Linked DNA regions of Homo sapiens: region 2 is linked to region 1. Evidence: read pairs that join two places in POLR2A ChIA-PET (ENCODE). Cell type or tissue: A673. All regions are shown on one strand. Each heading gives the region's core, and the rest is flanking DNA. Links, peaks and the distances in the headings are about the cores only.

Region 1 (11,149 bases), core at 1,890-9,889:
ATGACACCTGCTACCACAAAAACCCACTTAAGTACATAGCTCACAGGCACTATAAAGTATCTACACAATCAAGTCTACCTAAAAACCAGCTACAAACGTGATGATAGGATCAAAATCTCATGTATCAACATTAACCATAAATGTAAATAGGCTAAACACCCCACTTAAATGACGTACAATGGCAAACTGGATAAAAATGCAAGGCTCACCATCTGTAGTCTTCAAGAGACTCATCTCATATGTAATGACAGCCACTGGCCCAAAATAAGGGGACGGAGAAAATCTGCCATGCAAATGATAACAAAAAAGCAGGAGTAACTATTCTTATATCAGATAAAACAGACTTTAATCAAAATTAAAAAGAACAATTGAAGAATGAAGAGCATTACGTCATGAGAAAGTATATGATCAAACAAGAATACTTAAGTACCCTAAATATAAATGCACCCAACATGGAGCACCCAGATTCATAAAACAAGTTCTTTTTGGACTACAAAAAGACAGACGACCACCCAATAATTGTAGGAGACTTCAACACCCCCGCTGGCAGCATTGGATCATCAAAGCAGATAACTAAGAAAGAAACTGTGTACTTAAACTTCACACTTGACCATTTGGACCTAATAAGACATCTACAGAACACTCCACTCAATAACCACAGAATATACATTCTTCTCATCTGCACAGGGAACATATTCTAACATTGACCACATGCTTGGTCATAAAGCAAGTCTGGATAAATTTTAAAAAATGAAATCATATCAAGCACACTCTTAGATCTCAATGTAATCAAAATATAAATAAATATCAACATCTCTCAACACTACACAAATAGATGAAAAGAAAATCAAACAACTTTCTCCTGAATAACTTCTGTGTGAAAATCAAAATTAAGGGAGAAATTTTAAGAAAGTGAAATTAATGAAAATGGGAACACAAATTACCAAAATCTCTGGGATGCAGCTAAATCAGTGTTAAGAGGAACGTTTAAATGCCTTTATCATAAAGTTAGAAATATTTCAAATTAACAATCTAACACTACACCTAAAGGAACTAGGGAAAAAAAAAAAGAACAACCCTACATCAACGCTAGGAATGAAAAGAAACAACTAAAATAGAGAAGATCTGAATGAAATTGAGATGCAAAAATCCTACAAAAGATTAATGAAACCCAGAGTTGATTTAAAAAAAGAGATTGATAGACCTTTAGCTAGATAAACAAAGAAAAAAAAGAGAAGATCTAAATATATAAATCAGAATGACAAAAACGACATTAAAAATGGTCCCACAGACATACAAAATAATCCTCAGAGAATACTAGGAATAACTCTAGACACAAAAATTAGAAAATCTAGAGGAAATGGATAAATTTCTGAAAACAGGCAATCTTCCAAGATTGAATCAGGAAGATACTGAAATACTGAAGAGACCAATATGAAGCTCTGAAATTGAATAAGTAATAAAAAATCTACCAAGCCAAAAAGCCCTGGACTATATGGATTCACAGCAAAATTCTACCGGAAGTATAAAGAAGAACTACTACAATTCTACTGAAACTATTCCAGAAAAGTTGAAGAGAACGTACTCCTTCCTAACTCATGCTGTGAAGCCAGAATCAGCTTAATACCAAAACCTGGCAGAGACGCAAAAAAAAAGAACATTCAGGTGACCACTGTTGACGAACATAGACTCAAAAATTCTCAACAAAGTACTAGCAAACTGAATCCATCAGCAGCGTATCAAAAAATTAATCTACTATGACAATACAGGCTTTATTCCTGGGATGCATGGCTGGTTCAACATATGCAAATCAATAAATGTGATTCACCAGATAAACAGAATTAAATCAAAAACCATATGATCATCTCAATGGATGCCGGAAAAGCTTTCAATTAAATCCAGTGCCCCTTCATGAAAAAACAAAACAAAAAAAAAACCCTCAACAGTTGAGGCTTCAAATAAGCATACTTCAAAATAAAAAAGAGCTATCTACAACAAACCCACAGCCAATATAATACTCAATGGGCAAAAGCTGAAAGCATTCTCCTCTAGAAATGAAACAAGCCAAGGACATCCACTCTTACCACTCCTATTCAACATAGTACCAGAAATCCTAGTCAGAGCAATCTCGCAACAGAAAAAGAGAAAAGCACCCAAATAGGAAGTAAAGATTAAGGCAAACTATCTGTCTTCACCCAACAATATCATTCTATACCTAAAAAACCTTAAAGACTTCAACAAAAGTCTACTAGAAATGATAAAGGATTTTAGCAAGGTTTCAGGATACAAAATCAATGTACAACAATTAGTAGCATTTCTATACAACAACAACATCCAGGTTGAGAGTTAAATTAAGAACACAATCATATTTACAACACCTAGGATGAAAATAAAATCCCTGCAAATACAACTAACCTAAGATGTGAACGATCTCCACAAGGAGAATTACAAAACACAGCTGAAATCTGAAGCTGGATGCAGTGGTTCATGCCTTTGGGAGGCCGAGGCAGGTATATCGCTTGGACCCAGGAGTTTGAGACCAACCTGGGCAACATAGTGGAACCTCATCTATACAAATTTTTTTTTTTTTTTAAATAGCGAGGCATGGTGGCACATGCCTGTAGTCCTAACTACCCTGACGGCTTGAGGCCAGGAGTTCAAGCCTGCAGTGAGCTATAGTAACTCCACTGCATTCCAGCCTGGGTGAAAGGGTGAGGCCCTGTCTCAAAAAAGGAAGGAAATAAGAAAAGGAAGGAAGGATGGACGGAAGGGAGGAAGGGAGGGAGGGAAGGAAGGAAGGAAGGAAGGAAGGAAGGAAGGAAGGAAGGAAGGAAGGAAGGAAATTTTGATAACACAAATAAATGGAATAACATTCCATGTTTACAGATTAAAAGAATCAATATTGTTAAAATGGCCATACTGCCCAAAGCAATTTGTAGATTCAAGGCTATCTCCATGAAACTACCAATATCTTTCTTCACAGAATTAGAAAAAAACTACTCTAAATTTATATGGAACACCCCCAAAAGCCAGAATGGCCAAAGCAATTCTGAGCAAAAATAATAAAGCCAGAGAGGCATCATACTACCCAATTTCCAGCTATACTATAAGTGTACACTAACCATGATACTGTTACAAAAGCAGACACTTAAGCCAATGGAACAGAATAGAACACTCAAAAACAAAGCTGCACACTTACCACCATCTGGATCGTGGACAAGGCCAACAAAAACAAACAATGGGGAAAAGGCACCCTATTCAATAAATGGTGCTGGGATAATTCGCTAGCCATAAGCAGAAGAGTGAAACTGGATGCTTACCTTCCACCATACACATAAATTAATTCAAGATGGATTAAAGGTTAAAATGTAAGACTTCAAATTATGAAAACTCTAAAACAAAACCTAGGAAATATTTTTCTCGACATTGGCCTTGGCAAATAATTTTTGGCTAAGTTTCTAAAAACAATTGCAACAAAAACGAAATTGACAAGTGAAAGTCAATCAAACTAAAAAGCTTCTGCACAGCAATAGAAACTATCCACAGAGTAAACAGACAACTTACAGAATGGGAGAAAATATTTGCAAACTATGCATCTGATAACGATCTAATATAACAAATCCATAAGGAAGAAAAAATGACAAGCATAAAACAACCCCAGTTAAAAAGGGCAAAGCTAATACAGGAGCAGAAAATCAAACTCCGCATCTTCTCACTTATAAGTGGGAGCTGAACAATGGGAACACATGGACACAGGGAGGGGAACAACACACAATGGGGAACAACACACAACACACACTATAATTTTCTGTAGGGGGTTGAGGAGAGGGAGAGCATCAGGAAAAATAGCTAATGCATGCTAGGCTTAATACCTAGGTGATGGGTTGACAGGTGCAGCAAACCACCACCACACACGTTTATCTATGTAACAAAACTGCGCTTCCTGCACATGTACCCCAGAACTTAAAATTTAAATCAAGAAAAGGCAAAGGACACGAACAGATATTTTCTCAAAAGAAGACACTCAAGTATATGAAAAAACACTCATCCTCACTAATCAGCAAATAAATAAATGCAAGCAAAAACCACAGTAAGATGCCATCTCACATCAGTCACAATAGCTATAATTAAAAAGTAAAAAAATTAGATGTTGGCCAGGCTGCAGAGTAAAGGGAATGCTTATACACTACTGTTGGTGGAAATGTAAACTGGTTCAGGTACTGTGGAAAGTATTTTGGAGATTTCTCTAAGAACTTAAAACAGAGATACCCTTCGACCCAGCATTCCCATTACTGGGTATATATTCAAAGGAAAATAAATTATTCTACCAGAAAAATATATATGCACTCGTATGTTCATCAGCATGTTATTCACAATAGCACAGACACGGAATGAACCTAGGTGCCCATCAACGGTGGACTGGATAAAGAAAATGTGGTACATATACACTATGGAATACTATGCCTCCATAAAAAAGAATGAAATTATGTCCTTTGCAGCAACATGGATGGAGCTAAGGACATAATCCTAAGCAAATTAGTGCTGGAAAAGAAAACCAGATACCACACATTCTCACTTATAAGTGGAACCTAAACATTGAGCACACAGGAACATTAACATGGGAACAAGACATGCTGCAGGCTATGGGGGTGGGGGAGAGAGGGGAGCATGGGCTGAATAACTACCTACTGGGTACTATGCTCACTACCAGGGTGCACTGTACAAAAGTAACAAATCTGCATATGCACTATCTGTGTCTGAAAAAAACTGAAATTATAAAAACCAAGAGAATATGTTTCTAATGAAGGTAGACTTTATTTGATGGACTGGATTAGAATATAATATTTTTTAAGGGGGAAGGCATTGGGGGATGCACAATGTCTACAGGTTTCTAAATCTCTCTGGTTTCTCACCTAATTCATAGTCTCTTATGTCATTTTCATAGTTTTCATATTCTGCCTTTCCACCTCTTCTTTTTAACAAGTAAAATTCCTCATAGCATACAAAAAACCAATTTTATAAAAAACCCATATTATCGATCAGGGACCTGTGGATTATGTGCTATTAGAACCATACAAAATGTCTCTATATAGTTTTCTGTATCTTTGGAATATCTTTGGGTGAAGCTGCAGACCTTCTTGGTGAGTGTTACAGCTCTGCGCAGAGCCAAACAGTGAGCAGCAGCAAGATTGCAAAGAGCAAAAGAACAAAGCCTCCACACTGTGGAAAGGGACCCTAGCACGTTGCTGTTGCTGGCTCTGGCAGCCGCTTTTCTTCCCTTATCTCACCCCACCCACATCCTGATGATTGGTCCATTTCATAGAGAGCTGATGGGTTCATTTTACAGAGAGCTGCTTGGTCTGTTTACAATCCTTTAGCTAGACACAAAAGTTCTCCAAGTCCCCACCAGATTAGCTAGACACAGAGCACTGATTAGTGCGTTCACATACCTTGAGCTAGACACAGCATGCTGATTGGTGCATTTACAATCCTCCAGCTAGACGTAGTAAGTTCTCCAAGTACCCACCGGACTCAGGAGCCCAGCTGGCTTTGCCTAGTGCATCCCGGCCGCGGGCGGAGCTGCCCGCCAGTCTCTGGCGCGCTGCCGCACTCCTCAGCCGTTGGGCGGTTGACGGGACCGGATGCCGCGTAGCAGGAGGTGGCGCCCGTCCCCTCGGGGTGGCGCGCGGGAGCCCGCGGTTGGGGGGCGGGGGGCAGGGGACGGGGGCGGGGAGCAGGGTGAGGGCTCCAGCATGGCAGGCTGCAGGTTCCGAGCCCTGCCCCCTTGCCCCGCGGGGAGGTGGCTGAGGCCCAGCGAAAATTCGAGCGCGGCGCCGGCGGGCCATCACTGTTGGAGGACCCAGTGCACCCTCCGCAGCTGCTGGCCCGGGTGCTAAGCCTCTCACTGCCCAGGGCCGGCGGCGCCAGCCGACCGCTCAGAGTGCGGGGCGCGCCGAGCCCGCGCCCACCCGGAAGTCGCGCTGGACCTGCGAGCACCGCAGGCAGCCCAGGTTCCGGCCCGCGCCTCTCCCTCCACACCTCCCCGCCAGCAGAGGGAGCCCGCTCAGGCCTCAGCCAGCACAGAGAGGGGCTCCCACGGTGCAGCTGCGGGCTGAAAGGCTCCTCAAGCGCGGTCAGAGTGGGCTGAGGCCGAAGAGGCGCCGAGAGCCAGCGAGGGATGCCAGCAAGCTGTCACCTCTCAGAAATACAGGAAGAACATCAATAATGTTCGAAGTTATAAAGTAGGTTTCTATCAAGAATAAAACATAAACGATCAAAGAATTCCTTATAAAAACATTTTTTATTTCTAGGAATCAAAACATAAATATAAAATTTGAGAGTCCACCAAAAAAAATTAGATGCCAGATTTCACTATAATTATCAGGGAAGCGCCCAAACGGGTTGTTTACGGCGCCTCGGGGAAACTTTCTGTTTCGTGTTAAGGGTCTTGAACCATGATGTTTAGAAAACCATGGGCTGATGCTTTCAGAACCTCTGTGATTGTTGCCTCTGACACTGCATCCAATAGACTAGCATGTTGATTAGGGAAAGCTAAATTCAATAAAATACGACTGTAAGTGGGGTCACCACCTTGAGGGGTTATGTTAGAAAAGTAGATGATAAGGTGGTATTGATAGAGTATTGAAGTCTGGGCTCAAATGGTTGCCCGGGGCCTTTCAAGACCAATGACTGACAAGAATAGGTAATGTTCAGGACATAGAGTTTAGGATTGGGGGACACTGTGAGTTAAGGGCCATGACAGAAGTCTTCATAAGTAAACTGTTACTGGCACAAGCTGCTACCTGCCCAGGTGAGCAATCTGTTGGCCCAGAGGAGAGTTGCTTACTGACATAAATTGATTTGCAGAAATTTCCTGAAGCAAACAATAAGTTATTTATAGGTTTGCAGCCTTACTTTCCTGGAAAAATACTTTTCTGGAATGAATTGTGAAATCATGTTGACACAGATGGCCTCAGGTTTCAGTTCGGATAATTAAGCTGTGTAAATATAGAAAGTCTAAGGTTTCTGTGTGCTGTTGATTCACAGTATGCAACAATGATCATATTACTTTTATTTACTATGAGCTTCAGCTGAAAGTCCAAAAGAAACTTTAATTTCAGATATTTAATGAAATCATTATAGCTGTGGTAATTTCCTTTAGCTGGGTGTGAGTGTGTGATGTGAGCGTGTGATGTGTGTGTGTGTGTGTGTACTCTGGCAGCATATTCCAAATAATTTCTGTAAAATTTCAGTTTGAAATTAATAGAAGACATATTAAGTTGTTTAAACTCTTTGTTATTTAAATTCTATATTACTTTAGTTGATTACTCTGTATTATTACGGCAAAGCTTTGATATGTTGCCCTGAATTTAAATGAAAAGGCTGTTCGGCATAAAAACAGGAATATTTTATTACCAAAAAGAATTAACTACCATATGTCATTTACAGAAAAGAGTAAATTCTTCAGGGCATAGAAAATACACATTTCCTTCTGTTTGTGTGGAAATAAGCAAAATACCTGTTATAATAGATTCCTCACAGAATTTTGTGAAGCTTCAGGTAAACTTGAAAGAGAAAAATTAAAATTCTAGAGTTTCATAATTACAAATTGGGATATAAAAATAGAATAATTATTTGAATTTTGTATTTCTCTCCAGGGGATCAAAAGTAATATATAAACTTTTAATAAATATTGATATAGCTTCACGTTGACTCCATATGTGAGCAATTTGCTTTCTGTTAAATTCACAATTGCATAATTTTTTTCAGGCTGGAATGCACTTGGATGCCAGAGATTTTGATTTCTTAATGTGAAATAAGGTGATAATACATTCCAAAGTATATATTTTTTCAACTTTGAATATATCTGGTGTATTTGGAGTAATATCTGAGTAAATACACTTATATGTAAGAGAATCAAAGGAACAAGATATTATTTTATATCCAAGGAAATTAAAACACTTAGAACATAAATACGTATTGCATTACTTCATATTAAAGAAATGTTTTACAAAAGAAAATAAAAGAGCTTATTTTATAGCCCCATTTCCACAAATAATAGCAAAGGTACATATATCTGATGTTTTACACACTCATTATTGTTTCTCTTAAAATTTGTTGCTTATACTATTTTAAAAAGCAAGCCTATAGATTGTTGTGTGTATATACATATACACACAACATATATATATGTGTATATATATATATATATATATATATAGCAGCAAGCAAGAGAATGGGCCTCTTCCTACTGAGGTTTAACATTTGCATGCATATGTATATTTTGATTCACATAGACTTATTGTTCTTTAATTACGTGAACAGTGATTCCTGGTTACATTATTGGAAAATGGAAGCAATGCTCAAAGAGCATCACCTAAATTTCCATCATATTTTGCTCTCAATATATTTTGTACATCCAAATATATTGTGATTAATCTGCATACATTTTTGCTGTTCTAGGTGACGCTGATATGAGGCTAGGTAATACACGACCTTAGTCTGCATGTTGTACTTGTGTAACACACATAATTTTACAGTGCTAACAGGTGCTATAATAACTAACTATAGTTAATGATGAATGAAAGAAGGAAGATGTTAAGATGTTAGGGAAGGACTCAAAAGATGCAGTGCTTGAGTTAGAATTTTAAGGGAGATTATGCAAAAGCAGTCACTTAAGGTGGGTTGGGATAATCTAGAATGTGGGAATGATGTATGCAAAGTCACACAGGAGAGATACAGCATGCATGTTTAGAAAATTGTTGATTACATATGGAAAGTTTGCAGGACTTGCATCCTAGAATGTCAGGATTTTAAGCTAAGTAGGGTTCAAATTAAATTTTTCACATACTTCGCTGCATTATAATAACTAGTTTATATTTAACTCATCCACTAAACTAAGTTATTTGAAAAGAGATGCCAGTGTTCACTCAATCTAGTTGTCTGTCATTAATAATTTAAAAATAATTGAGATTTTAATTTTGGTCTGCTAAGCCTGTTTAATTAAAATTTGACATTAAATAAGATTTTACAGGGCCTGTAATTTTTTTTTTCAGTCATCACAGTTTGAATATTAAACATTACTACTTTTATCTCCCTCAGTCAGCATAAAACATACTACTTATGGTTTTAATAATCAAATTCAATGAGCACCAACAAAATTTGATGTAACTATTAACTTTGAAATTTTATTGAAATAGAACTATGCCTTGGGTATCATTCAAAGCATTTAATTGTTGCAATAAAAAACTTTGAGATAAATTGAAATGATGGACAATATGGGTCGAAAGCAACATTGGCTTGAGGGAATAGGCTAATGTTTGAGAACGGAATTGTTAAGGACAAGATTGGATGTTTATATTATTTTAGGAAAGATACACTCTAATGGAGTTTAATTCTAAAATGTTTAATATTATGAAAATATTATATATTATATGATCATTATAGAAAATTAAATATATAAGAACATCAGAAGCAAAATAGTCAAAGTCTACCTAAACCCAATTAGAAGTGAATACTATTAATCTTGATTTGCATGTTTCTAATCTTATTATTATCAAATTAATAAACAGCTTTCAGATATTCTGCTTCTCCCTGTTACTAGATCAGGATAATGTCATTTATGTACAGGCATCTCCTGCTTACTCAGTTCAGCATTGATCAATAAATATTTTAGACTTCCATTCAAAACACTTCCATTTTTCTTTTGCCCATATTCTTTTTATTCAGTGCTACCTATTTTCAAATACACAACACTTTGTCAAACAAATTCCAACATTAGATTGGATCTAGTTGGTATCAAAGTAGTAATACACATTGCCATTCCTAATCCTCAATGCATTGATCCTGAAAATTATTTGTAAGAATAGAAAAATACTGGATATTTCAAAATAAGTCTCATTTTGTTGCTTACACATGAAAGACTGGAATTAACCAACATAACCATTACAAGGTGATTGAGCAAATGAATAGATGGAAAATATTATAGAAACTTTACTGCAGTTCATCAACCATTGTGGTCGTTAGGCCATAGGAAAATACAGTGTGATAGTACCCTTGTCTTCTTTTCCATTTGTTAAGTCTCATATCCAAATAACAGTGGATAGACCTTATGAGAATACAAAGTGAGATAAAAATAATTTTTGGCTTTTCAATGTATCTTATTTGATCTAAGAGGTATTTCCCCGACTTTGATGCAATAATTATTGTCACAAAATTTGACTTTATTAAAGACCATTTTAAGGATCTTTGCAGCTGACAGCAGTGACTTTTTTACCTCCTACAAAGTTTCAACTGACAGTCTTATTGTCTCTGACTTTCCCAAATTAATGACATAATTAGTCACCAGGGCTTTGGCTGCTCAATAGGGATTTAGTAAGCAATGAGTCATATGTTGGGGAACACTTCAACAAACAAAATGTTGGCAGAGAAAGATGTATGAATCAGCTAGGAAGAAACACTATTCTATCATTGAGGATCTTTCTAATATTAGATATCACAGAAAAATTTTCATATAGATTACCATATAAGTGAGCCAAAATCTCTAGGAACAAAAAAGCTTTGTATAATTATAACTCCTTGCCATGATTTAACTTAAAATTTCTTTACTTATTTAGCAATTCTATAAACAAGAATCATTTCTGTTAAGGATACTAAGGAGACTGTTCCTATTGAATCAGAACATTTAAAAGAAATAATTGAGGAACTCACACATGTAAAACGTCATTAACCAAACTAAAATAAAATGTGAGGGCATAAACTTAACCAGAAATGTTTAAAACCTATATAAAAAAAAAACTAGAAAACACTTCTGAATGGCACAAATTTGGACTTGAGCACGGGGAAAGAAATTCCATGCTCTTGAAAAAGCCTTAAAATCATAAATGTGCCAGTTCTTTAAATAAACTTATATCTTCTGTGTCATAACAAACAATATTTTCTAGAATTTCTTTTTCCAGATTTAGAAAAATAGACAAATTTACTTGGAGGAATAAAGAAGCAAGAATAGCTAGAAATAGCCTATAAAATCAATGGAATTTGGAGTCAATACAAAATATTAAGCAATTCTTAAAGCTTCTATGATTAAAATGAGTTATAAATACAGATAGATGAAGATCATATAGAAAATCAAGACATTGACAGATATGGA
Region 2 (11,149 bases), core at 1,076-9,075, 510 kb after region 1:
TGCCCTGGAAGTCTAGTCCAGTGGAAGGTGGACAGACCTTTACAGATACTTTGGAAATACTATTTAATTACAACCATGCCAAGGCCTATGGAAGAGAGCATGGGGGACCCCAGCAAAGAGAACTAACCTGGTCCTGGTGGCCATGAAGGGCTGGGGAAAAGGAAAGCAATGAGGAGGAGGAGCTTGCTGAAGTGGGTAGGGCAGAGGGACCAGCCTGTTTCTGGATGGAGGTGTTTATGTATTATGTACACGCCACAGCACTCGGCAGTTATGTAGAAAAGACCTCAGGAAGTGCTGACACTCTTCATTTAGGGAGAGTGATGGATTTCGGGGTGAATAGCAGGGACAGTGTAACCTGCATGTGTGAATAATCTTAAGCAAAAATGTAAGTAAAGGGAAAAGACATTTTAGATAAACTCATCAGGTATTGGTCTGAAGTAACGAACATTATCTGGAACACTCTTTTATGAAACTGCTGGTTAGGTGCTTGCCGTGTTGTATTGGTAATTTTCTGGTTGTAAGGTTTCACTTGTATCAACTTGTTGTTTATGCTCTCTACTAAATACATCCTGTATGTTTCAATCCTTGTGTCTTTTCTTCTCTCCTTTAATTTAAATATTACTTCTTGCAAGGACTGGTTCACAATCCAGTCAGGAAACTCCCTGCTTGCCCAGCTGAGAGTTGTCTTTCCTTGCTAGTGTGTCAATTCACCATTTTGCTCACTTTGCCACTTCTAATATCCTATTTTGCATTGTTGGCGTATTTCTGGTATTACCGTATTTGATCTCTGCAACTATATAGAAAATTTGGGAGCCTCATGCCTATAATCCAGCCCTTTGGAAGGCTGAGGTGGGAGGATCCCTTGAGCTCAGGAGTTCAAGATCAGCCTGGGCAACCTAGGGAGACTCCGTCTCTACAAATTAAAAAAATAAAAATTAAAAAAAAAAAAAGAAAATTTGGGAAAGGCTATACTGCATGTAAAACACACTTATTTGTTGAATAAGTGAATGAATGATAGGGATTAGATCTCACTTATCTGTGTAACAGCTATAGAATCTTCTTTATTACCCTGCACCTAGTAGATACATATCCGTAAGTACTGGTGGATATAGTCAACTGGGGAAAATATTATTTGAGACTGAAGCTTGCCTGTTCCTTGTACCCTTTCTTAAAATGATGAGGTGTGCGCAAGATTTTTTCCTGGACAATGTGAATCTGAAACCTTCCCAGTGAAAACAGTTTACTTTGTCTTTCGTCTTAGACTTGCTGATTATATTGGCAAAACAGTCTCCTCACCGAAAACTGGAGCAAGAAATGCAGCTTTTCTCAAGATAATCTCAGATAGATTCCTCCAGATGGCTGCCCGAGCAGAGGCACAGAACAAGAGCATTCTAATTGGTGATGGTTAGGGTTTTGGCATCTTTTCTCAAGAAAGTCAAAGAAACTCTCTTCCTGGCTTATTCTGTGCCACTGGATTATTTTGATTGAGTTGATATGTTTGAAAACTCAGAACCTCTTGACTAGCCAGATGTCTGTGACCACTGAGTTCCACTGGTTTTTCAGGTCCCAATGATTAAACCAAAATAAAAGAAGGTGATGCCATGTCTGGCCAAGGGCAGACACTGCCGGTTGCCAAATCCCCAGCGTTCATCACCCGGTTGACATGATGTTTGCTATTCTAGATGGAGGCAGGCAAGGCTTCAAAAAGGCCAAGCTTCAAGAGAAAACCTTTAAGTAAGTCAGTGTCATTTGGAAATGATTTGATGAATAGGAAACTTACCGGCCAGCCAATATCATTTGTGATATATTAGCAGGAATGTTTGGAGCCCATATTGAGGGTAAGGGCTCTTTCCCACATGCCGCCCTTCATAGCTGACACATTACACATGTCTCTGCAGCATAACATATGGCTTCCTGAACTTGCAAGTATGGCTTAATGTTCTCTGTTGAAATCGTGTCTGTTTAAACAGTCTCTTGGAAAAGTGAGCCATATTCAATAAAATCATTAATTTCATGTCTGTGAATGTTTCTCTAGAGCCCTTTAAAATATGATTTTGAAGGAGCATAGTAGAAAATTTGCATTAAGCTGTTATCAGCCTCTAAAAGGGTATTGGACTATCAGTCCTAAATTGTAAATATTAAAATATTCATAGAACATTAGTCAAGAAGGAACAGTGCAGCTCATCAAATTCCAGAAGAATCACCATTTTAGGTACCTAGTATGTGCCTGGCTGTTTATGTATGCTGCATCTGATTCTCAGGATAATTTACAAGTAGGGGGGATTTCCTGCCATTTATAGATAAGGACAGGGAGGCCCAGGGACACGGATGACCACCTAGAAGTGATGGAACTGGAATTTCAACTCAATAGCACCGAACTCTGAAGTCTGTCTCTTCTTTTCTACACCAGGAATTTTAAACTTGGGCTTAGGAGTGGGCTGGGTGGGGGTAGATATTTAGGCCAGAAATCATATGCAAGTTTTTGTGTGGATGTGCATTATTCTGAGGAATGTCTGTAACTGTACCAGATTCTCCAGGGGGTCCATGAGGCCTCCAGAAGATTAAGAACCAGATTTTGGCGCCACTCTGCCTTTTTTTTTAAGCGACGAGGAAACAGCAAGTGAGACTGAACCGTTCGAAGGCGTTTGACCTGGTGTTGACCAAAAACTGAAGCACAGGACTTCTTTCTAAATTCTGTGTGTATGTGTTTTGTATGCCTCAAGGGGGATGGTGAGGGAAGGAGAAGGAAATAAAAGAAATAAATCACATATGGAGAAAAGTACACAAAACCATGTACGTTCTAACAAGTAGTTATAAAGTGAGCATCTGAGGAGCTGCTAATCAGACCCTAAAACAGAGCAAGTCCCAGAATGGCCCCGGGTGTCCCTTCCTGATAGGATGCCACACCTTCACCCCTAATCATGACCCTTACTTTTATACTGACCTTATCCTTACTTTGCTTTATCATTTTTTTTTTTTTTTTTTTTTGAGGTGGAGTTTTGCTCTTGTCGCCCAGGCTGGAGTGCAATGGTGCGATCTCAGCTCACCACAACCTTTGCCTCCCAGGTTCAAGTGATTCTCCTGCCTCAGCATCCCGAGTAGCGGGGATTACAGGCTACGCCACCATGCCTGGCTCATTTTGGATTTTTAGTAGAGACAGGGTTTCTCCATGTTGGTCAGGCTGGTCTCGAACTCCCGAACTCAGGTGATCCGCCTGCCTTAGCCTCCCAAAGTGCTGGCATTACAGGTGTGAGCCACCGCGCCCGGCCATAATTTTTTTTTTTTTTTTTAATTTGAGATGGAGTCTCCCTCTTGTCGCCCAGGCTGGAGTGCTTACTGCAACCTCTGCCTCCTGGGTTCAAGCGATTCTCCTGCCTCAGCCTCCCGAGAAGCTGGGATTATAGGTGCCCGCCATGCCTGGCTAATTTTTTTGTACTTTTAGTAGAGACGGGGGTTTCACCATGTTGGTCAGGCTGGTCTCGAACTCCTGACCTCAAGTGATCTGCCCACCTCGGCCTCCCAAAGTGTTGGGATTACAGGTGTGAGCCACCTCACCCAGGCTATAATTTTATCATCTGTATATACATCCCTAAACACTATGGTTCCATGTTTCCTGTTTCTATCTTTATGTGCATGCAGTCATACTATTGTGGGTTTTCTTGTGTGTGTCTTGCTTCTTTCAACAGTACTGTTTTTAATACCCATCTGTGCTGTTGTACCTAGTTGTAGTTTGTTCATTTTCATTGCTGTGTGTTATTCTGTTGCTTGACGACGTGATAATTTATCCGTCGTTTGTTATTGGAAATTTGGGTTATTTGTAATTCTTGCCTGTTATGAGCGATGCTTTCGTTGACATTCTAATGCATGTCTTATACACAGGTTGGGGAAAGACCAATATTTACTCAGCTTTTATGGGAAACAAAATACCTAGTTCTACAAGAAAATAGTGAAGAATTCTTCTCTTCACAGGCCTGCTTCCTTAATGCCTTGTGGAAGAAGAAAATTCTTTCAAGTGAATTCTCCTGTTAGTCTTAACATAGGTTCCAGTTGTCCTCAAGTTAGCAATAAAAATCAAAGGATGCACTCGTTGAACCTAAGTGATTCCAGGGCTCCACCCCAGACTCCTGGGGTCAGAGTCTGCTAGATGGGGCTTGGGAGTCTGCAGATTTAACAAGCACCCAGGTGATTCTTGTGACTGGGAGACATCGCGTTCACCCTGATTGAATTTATAAGGCTGGGCTCCTTAGTTGGGAAGAGATTTGAAGAAAGTATTTGCATGATTAAAATCTTGGAAAATTGGCCTTTTAAAAAAGTTAAGGGAGTTGGATTTATTTAGCCTATAAAAAAACCTGAAACACGATTTAATAGTTGTTTGCAAAAGAATGAAACTTTTGTAAATGAAAAAACAAATATTTGCTAAGTCGAGAGTGATTTAGGCCAATCAACCTCCTGCTAAAATCAGCAGCAAATACTGAGCACCATGGGGGTAAGAAATGAAGACTGTTCTCAGGGCCTTCAGGGAGCTAAACACAGGAGAAAAACCGTAAGCTCTCGAACAAAAACCAGGATGCGATATTTCATCAAGTCTAGACTGTGGGCTTCGGTTGAGATGAGCGAGTGGATGGCCCCCAGGGACGCAATGGAGTAGAGAAACAGAGAGAGGCCACCAGGAAAGGGTGGAGAGGGCCCGCGGGGCTTGAGCTAGGCTTTCGAAATACGCCTTTGCTTAGGCAGATGGGGTGACAGAGCATTCTGAAGCAGTGGCTGCCAGTGTTTTTTCTTGTGATCCTCCAGTAAGAAATATCTATATTTCTTACATATATGTGTGTGTGTGTGTGTGTGTGTGTGTGTGTGTGTGTGTGTGTGTGTATATATATATATATATGTATCTTTTCTTTTTTTTTGAGACAAGGTCTTGGGTTGTCGCCCAGGTTGGAGTGCGGTGGTGCAATCTCGGTTCACTGCAACCTCCACCTCCCGGGTTCAAACGATTCTCCTGCCTCAGAATCCCAAGTAGCTGGGATCACAGGCACGAGCCACCGTGCCCAGTCCAGAAATGTATTTTATATCAGTCAGGATACACATACATGTAATAAATAAAAGCTTCATAAGACATTTAACTTTATTAAAGGTGGTACATCTGATGTTTTCTATTTTATTTTTTTAACATGTGAGGTTAACCGATAAACTATACAGCTTTCATAGAGTTGAAAACTATAAGAGGACCAGAAGCCCAGGGTGGAGGCAGAATCAGTCCTGTCCTATGGAGGGCATGCTAGTTAGAGGAGAGGATTTTCATGGAAAGTGGTGAGAGGTAATTTTGTTAGTTTGATGGTGGTCTCCAAAAGCCTTCTTTGATTCTAGAGTATGAATGAATTACTTTGGGATGTTATGATAAAATTTCAAACTTTACCTATTTATTTGACCAGCTCTACTTTTGGACAGTAGATTGACCAAAGTGACTTTTTGAGATTTTTTTTGATGCTTGGGGGTGGGGGTAGGGGAGAGGATTTGCTTCTGGATTCCAAAGAATGACTCAAAGTGCTTATTGAACATCTGTTTTGTCTCATGTTGTGATTGGCTATGGGAATTTTGGTATAGAAAATGGCACTGGAGCCAGGCACGGTGGCTCACACGCCTGTAATCCCAGCACTTTGGGAGGCCAAGGTGGGAGGATCACTTGAGGTCAGGAGTTCAAGACCAGCCTGGCCAATGTGGTGAAACCCCATCTCTACTGAAAATACAAAAATTGGGCCAGGTATTGTGAGTCACACCTATAATCCCAGCACTTTGGGAGGCCACGGTGGGCAGATCACGAGGTCAAGCGCTCAAGACCATCCTGGCTAACATGGTGAAACCCCACCTCTACTAAAAATACAAAAATTAGCTGGGCGTGGTGGCATGTGCCTGTAGTCCCAGCTACTCGGGAGGCTGAGGCAGGAAAATCGCTTGAACCCAGGAAGCGGAGGTTGCAGTGAGCTGAGATTGCACCACTGCACTCCAGCCTGGTGACAGAGCGAGACTCTATCTCAAAAAAAAAAAAAAAAAAATTAGCCAGGCATGGTGGCAGATGCCTGTAATCCCAGCTACCCAGGAGGCTGGGGCAGGAGAGTCGCTTGAACCCAGGAGGCAGAGGTTGCAGTGAGCCAAGATCGTGCCACTGCACTCCAGGCTGGGCAACAAGGTGAGACTCCATCTCAAAAGAAAGAAAAAAAAAAGAGTATGGCACTGGATAGAATAGTTTTATAGGAGAGGATGAGAGGATGTAGGAAATATCTCCGTGGGCAAGTTTAGGAAGGAAAACTGATGGCCTCTTTATCACTGTGCTTCTGGAAGGAGCATGATATGGCCAGTTGTGCATATCAGAGCTAATTGCAAGTATGATTAGTGGCCTGGCCCAGGACTAGACAACTCTGCTATTTGATCAGAATCCAGATTCCTGGATCAGACGTCTAATTGGGACCCTACTTGGCCTCTAGTTTTAGCATGCTTGTGAGAATTTTAAGAGCAAAACTCTTCTTAAAATTTTTTATTTTTAGAGATGGCGTCTCACTGTGTTGCCCAGAGTGGTCTCGAACTCAAGCAATCCTTCTGCTTTGGCCTCCCCAGTAGCTGGGATTACAGTTATGAGCTACCACGCCCAGGCTCTTACCTTCCCTCCTCTTTTCCCAACCTAGCTCTGCTTACTGTGAACCCCATCTGCAGCACTTCTTGAATGGTGTTGTGGATTATTTATTGAAGATTTGCTTGTGTAGCCATGTTCTCTTCATCTGCTCCAAGAGAAAAGTAAATTCTGGCCTGCACTGAAAAGAGGCTCTAGATAGAAGAGAGGCATTTCAGACCACTAGGAATGTTGCATTGACCTTGTCTTCCAAAGAGCAGGATAGGGAAGATCTCTCCTGCCATGTCTTATAGAAACTGAACTCCCTTAAAGATCCATGTGGAACGAATTTTAGGGAACCCCTGCAATCAGATTTTTCTCTACCTAAGAGTAGAGTGCCTTAGCAACGTTGAAAAGGAAAATCCTTTCATGCGGCCGTTCCTTTGCTTGAATACTTTCAGTCCTGTCCTCTGAGATTTGATCATATCCTTTTGATCTTCCCAGTCCAGTTTTAATTTGTTCAGTTTAGGTTAGAAAAGGATTTGGAAAAACAATACTTTTCTCTTTTAGGATTCTATAGGTAGGGATCATTGGTCCTAAATGTTCTTCCCTTTTTTCTTTGCTTGTAAAGTGCACTCTGGGGGAATAAGCTGCACTGTGTTTCTTGGGGCTTGATCATTTGCTGTAGTTGTTTGTACAGTTGTTAAGTTACGCTTTCTATTCTACTAACAAATGATGGTGTGAGGAACGCCATATTTCTTATGTTTCCCTTCAACAGGAAGCTTGATTGGTAACTAAAGACAAAAATCTCATTTCTTTGTGAGTAAATTGCTGTAGTAGGAGCGTGGCTGATGTTGGTCCAGACACATTCTTACTTTGTTAAACCTATGAGGAGAGTCATCAAGGAGAGCTGCACTGGTCTACATGGTGGCCTCTGGCTAACGTCACGTGAAGTCTCGAGGTTAAAAATTCACTTCTTCAGTAGCACTAGCCACATTTCCAGTGCTCAGTAGCCACAAGTGGCTCATGCAGTATTGACATTTTGGGCCAGATTATTCTTGGTGGGGGTAGGAGGACTGTCTCATGCATTTGTGCATTGTAGGACTTTCAGCAGCACACCTGGTCTCTACCTACTCAATGCCAGTAGCACTCTATAGACATAACAACCAAAATGTTTCCAGAGATTGCCAAATGACCCCACAGGGGCAAAACAAATCCTGGTTAAGAATCACTGGCTTTGTGGCTATAGTATTTGAAAGCCCAGATAAAGAACATTTCCATGACGGCAGACAGTCCTGTTCTAGAGTAATCCCTAGCAGAGTTTGGGGAATTTTATATAATAAGAATTTTGAGCTTTGGTGGAATCACAGTGGACATCCAGTCCAAAGCCTGGGGAAACTGAGGCACAGAAAGATTATGGGTGACTTCAGGTCACACAACATGTAAGTGTCAGTCTGGAGTTCTGGACTTCAAGTTCACGCAGCCCAGAGAACAAGCTGCTGATTTTTGTTCAAACCTGCTTCATTCCTACTGTGCACCTGCACTCAGTGTTGGTGGGGGAGGACAGAGTCCTAAAAACTGGGAATGGTTCAGTCCTGAGACGTTCAGAGATGCAAATTCTGAACACATCTCTTTTATCCCTCCCTGGCTTAAGGCCCTACATATGGGCTAGGGTTGGGAGGGTGACTGAGACATCTGATGGACAAAGACTTGTTGGGTTTCCTCATTTCCATCAGTACAGAGATTGGGAACATACTCCCGGGGCCGTGGAAGACTGTCATCCTGTAAAATTTCTTCTTTTTAGTTTTTAAATCTACAATATCTCCTCTGTCTGCTTCCTTTTAAGGGTCGATCGTAAAGCTGTTAATACGAAATACCTGGAGGTTCATCCCTTCAGAGGCTGCAAGGAAGCAGAGTCTATAGAAAGCTTTGGGAAGGGAAAAGGAGTCTCTCCCAGGGTGTGGTGTCCACAGCCGAAGGGGCCAGAAAGTGGGCTTAGCTCAGGGGCCGGGCGCAGGAGACGACTGGAAGGCAGCCCGGGCTTGCAAAGTGCCCAGAGCCTCTGATATGCTCAACATCTTTCCTTCCTCCCCTCTTTCCCTCATTAATCCCACGTGCTTCAACACCTCCCAATGACTCTTCAGTCACTGGTTCTATAATTCTCTCCCTCCTCTGCTCCCAAACCTTCAGTGGCTCACTGCTGCCTTTCATGTCTTTCTTAGTCTTATATTCAGAGCCCATCTGCTCTTATATAGAAATCGTCTCTTTCCCTCCTAAGTGTAGAAATCAGTTTTGCACATACGAGTGCCTTACTGTTACTGTGGTTTGCAGAATTATTCAGTTGGGGTTTGGCATTGACAGTGATTGAGGCTTTGCTCAAAGCTCTTTGACGTTTAAGAGCTTGCTCAGGAAGAAGTTTTGTTTCTGGTGAGACTTTGTTGAGTCGGTAGCCTGGACAACTACTTAAAATCAGTATCCAGCTCAAAATTCAGGGCCTGGTAAACAGACCAGAAAGAGAGGCAATAAAAGCAGATGAAAAATTATGTGTCTGTAAACCTCGGGTAACCTTGAGCTGCTGGTTTGGTTCTGTAACACGGTGGACAGAGTGAGCTGTGGATGAGGTCAAAGGCCAACGTGCTGAGGAGCAGCTGTCTAGTTCAGCGAGAAATTAGCTAATGTGTAAACTGGCCTTGAGGTCTTTTTACGTTGCTTCATATTCCTAGTGTTAGTTAAAAGAAGTAAATTTTATCTCAGAGTTTGGTGACTAGCCGTGATTTCATTGCACTATTTATGTTTTCTTTTGGGAAAGCGGCCTTCTTGGGTGTCTCCATGGTGAAGGGGAAGGTATTTTAAAACACACTCATTCGGGAGCAGGCTTTAATTTGAGTGACAGGAGGGTGGGGGCTGCGAGGACTGCAGCCCTGCTGGTCAGTGCGGCTGTGGCCAGTGTTGTTCATGACCTCTGTTTCTTCTCTTTCTCTACAGACCAATGAGTGGAACAAGAATGATGACCGGCTACTGCAGGCCGTGGAGAATGGAGATGCGGAGAAGGTGGCCTCACTGCTCGGCAAGAAGGGGGCCAGTGCCACCAAACACGACAGTGAGGGCAAGACCGCGTAAGCTGAAACACTGGTTTGCAGATATGCTGGTTCTGGGTTTTTGGGGTGTTCTCTGGAATCCTTAGTATCCATAGGGGAATTTCACACGTGCTCCCTCTCCACTCCCATGTTGAAATATGTAAGAAGATATTTTAATCTAGTGCCTTTCTCTCCAAATTCCAAGTCACATATGGAGCTCTACCTTGAATGGGTATACATGTTCCCAAGTATAAGCAAAGGTTTTACCTCCTAAGATTGCAACCAATTGTAGATGAGACATGAATTCTCTCTTCGATAAGAAATAGCATAAAAGAGAAAAAAGTATTTTCCTATAACCCTCAAACCTTACTGTGTATTTATCTTAAACTACTTGTTTATTTATTTGATCTTCCTTAACATAGATCATTAAGTACATGAGTAGTATGATTTTGCTTTATGGTTTGCTGTATGTAGTACTCTTCCTTGCCATAATTAAAGCTGTATATTTGATTAAGTATTTGTGTGTGTTTGTGCATGAGCATGTATTTGTTTATATCCATTCTTACGTTGGCAGTGTTGTGGAGAGAGCACTGACTTTGGAGCCAGATAGACATCTCACAGGAACTCTATCACTTACGAGTTGTGTAATCTCTGAACCTCAGTTTCCTTACTATAAAATGGAGATGGTATTAGTTAACTGTTAGAGTAGTTATGAGTATAAAATGAAATAATAATGTAGGTTGGGTGCCCTCAGAAGCAGGCTCTGAGACAAGGATTTAAGTGCAAGTAGTTTTATATCTTTTCTTTTTTCTAACATGTCAAATGATGGTTATTGTGTAATTACTGTGAAACACAAAGTGGTAATATATATTACTTAGGGATGTATACACACATACAATGCAAGTAATTTCTATAGCCGGTGATCCCAGGAAGCGTAAGAAAGGAAGAAACCTCTATTTTTAAGGTGTGTTATTGACAGGTTCCAACTTTGTCACTTTTTCTTGATGAGGATTCTGGGAATCTGTTTAGACCTAGAGCAGGGTTTGGCTATGTTACCGAGGCTAGACTTGAACTCCTGGGCCCAAGCAATCCTTCTGCCTCAGTCTCCCAAATAACTGGGACTACAGGCATGTGCCACCGTGCCTGGCTGTTGTCTGATTTTATAAATAAAGTTTTATTGAAACACAGCCATACCCATTCATTTAGGCATTGTTCGTGACTGCTCCCACACTACAAAGGCAGAGTTGAGTAGTTACAGCAGAGACTACATGGCTCACAAAGCCCAGAGTATTTATCTGGCCTTTTACAAAAAGGGTTTCCTTATCCCAGGTTTATAGTATGCCTCAGAGTTATTCCACCCAAGGGGTAAGAAACCTGGGGTATCTGTCCCTTATCTCCTCTCCCTCAAAGGTTGAGTGCCGACTGGGTACAGTGGCTCCCGCCTGTAATCCCAGCACTTTGGGAGGCCGAG

The links. ChIA-PET counts read pairs that join two places held together with the same protein. Peaks named below come from ENCODE experiments on the same cell type or tissue, not always from the same donor. Only the 100,000 strongest peaks of a DNase experiment are listed, where the experiment ranks them.
Region 2: POLR2A ChIA-PET joins it to region 1 with 6 read pairs; 1 of 35 experiments calls an interaction of 5 or more read pairs at or near these places.

What each region holds. Positions count from the first base shown.
Region 1 is chr5:34,239,166-34,250,314 of GRCh38, forward strand. It overlaps a transcript of C1QTNF3 not described here. Among named protein-coding and RNA genes, the nearest start is that of C1QTNF3-AMACR, 120 kb to the left of the region's middle. RefSeq lists an enhancer at 5,559-5,853 and a silencer at 5,566-5,745. In A673, for the core only: no CTCF peak of the experiment used is centred there; DNase peaks (open chromatin) are centred at 2,726 and 5,707; H3K4me3 peaks cover 860 bases; H3K27ac peaks cover 2,850 bases.
Region 2 is chr5:34,747,882-34,759,030 of GRCh38, forward strand. RAI14 (retinoic acid induced 14) reads left to right here. Exons shown (of 18, transcript NM_015577.3): 3 at 9,587-9,717. Among named protein-coding and RNA genes, the nearest start is that of TTC23L, 86 kb to the right of the region's middle. In A673, for the core only: no CTCF peak of the experiment used is centred there; a DNase peak (open chromatin) is centred at 4,630; H3K27ac peaks cover 368 bases.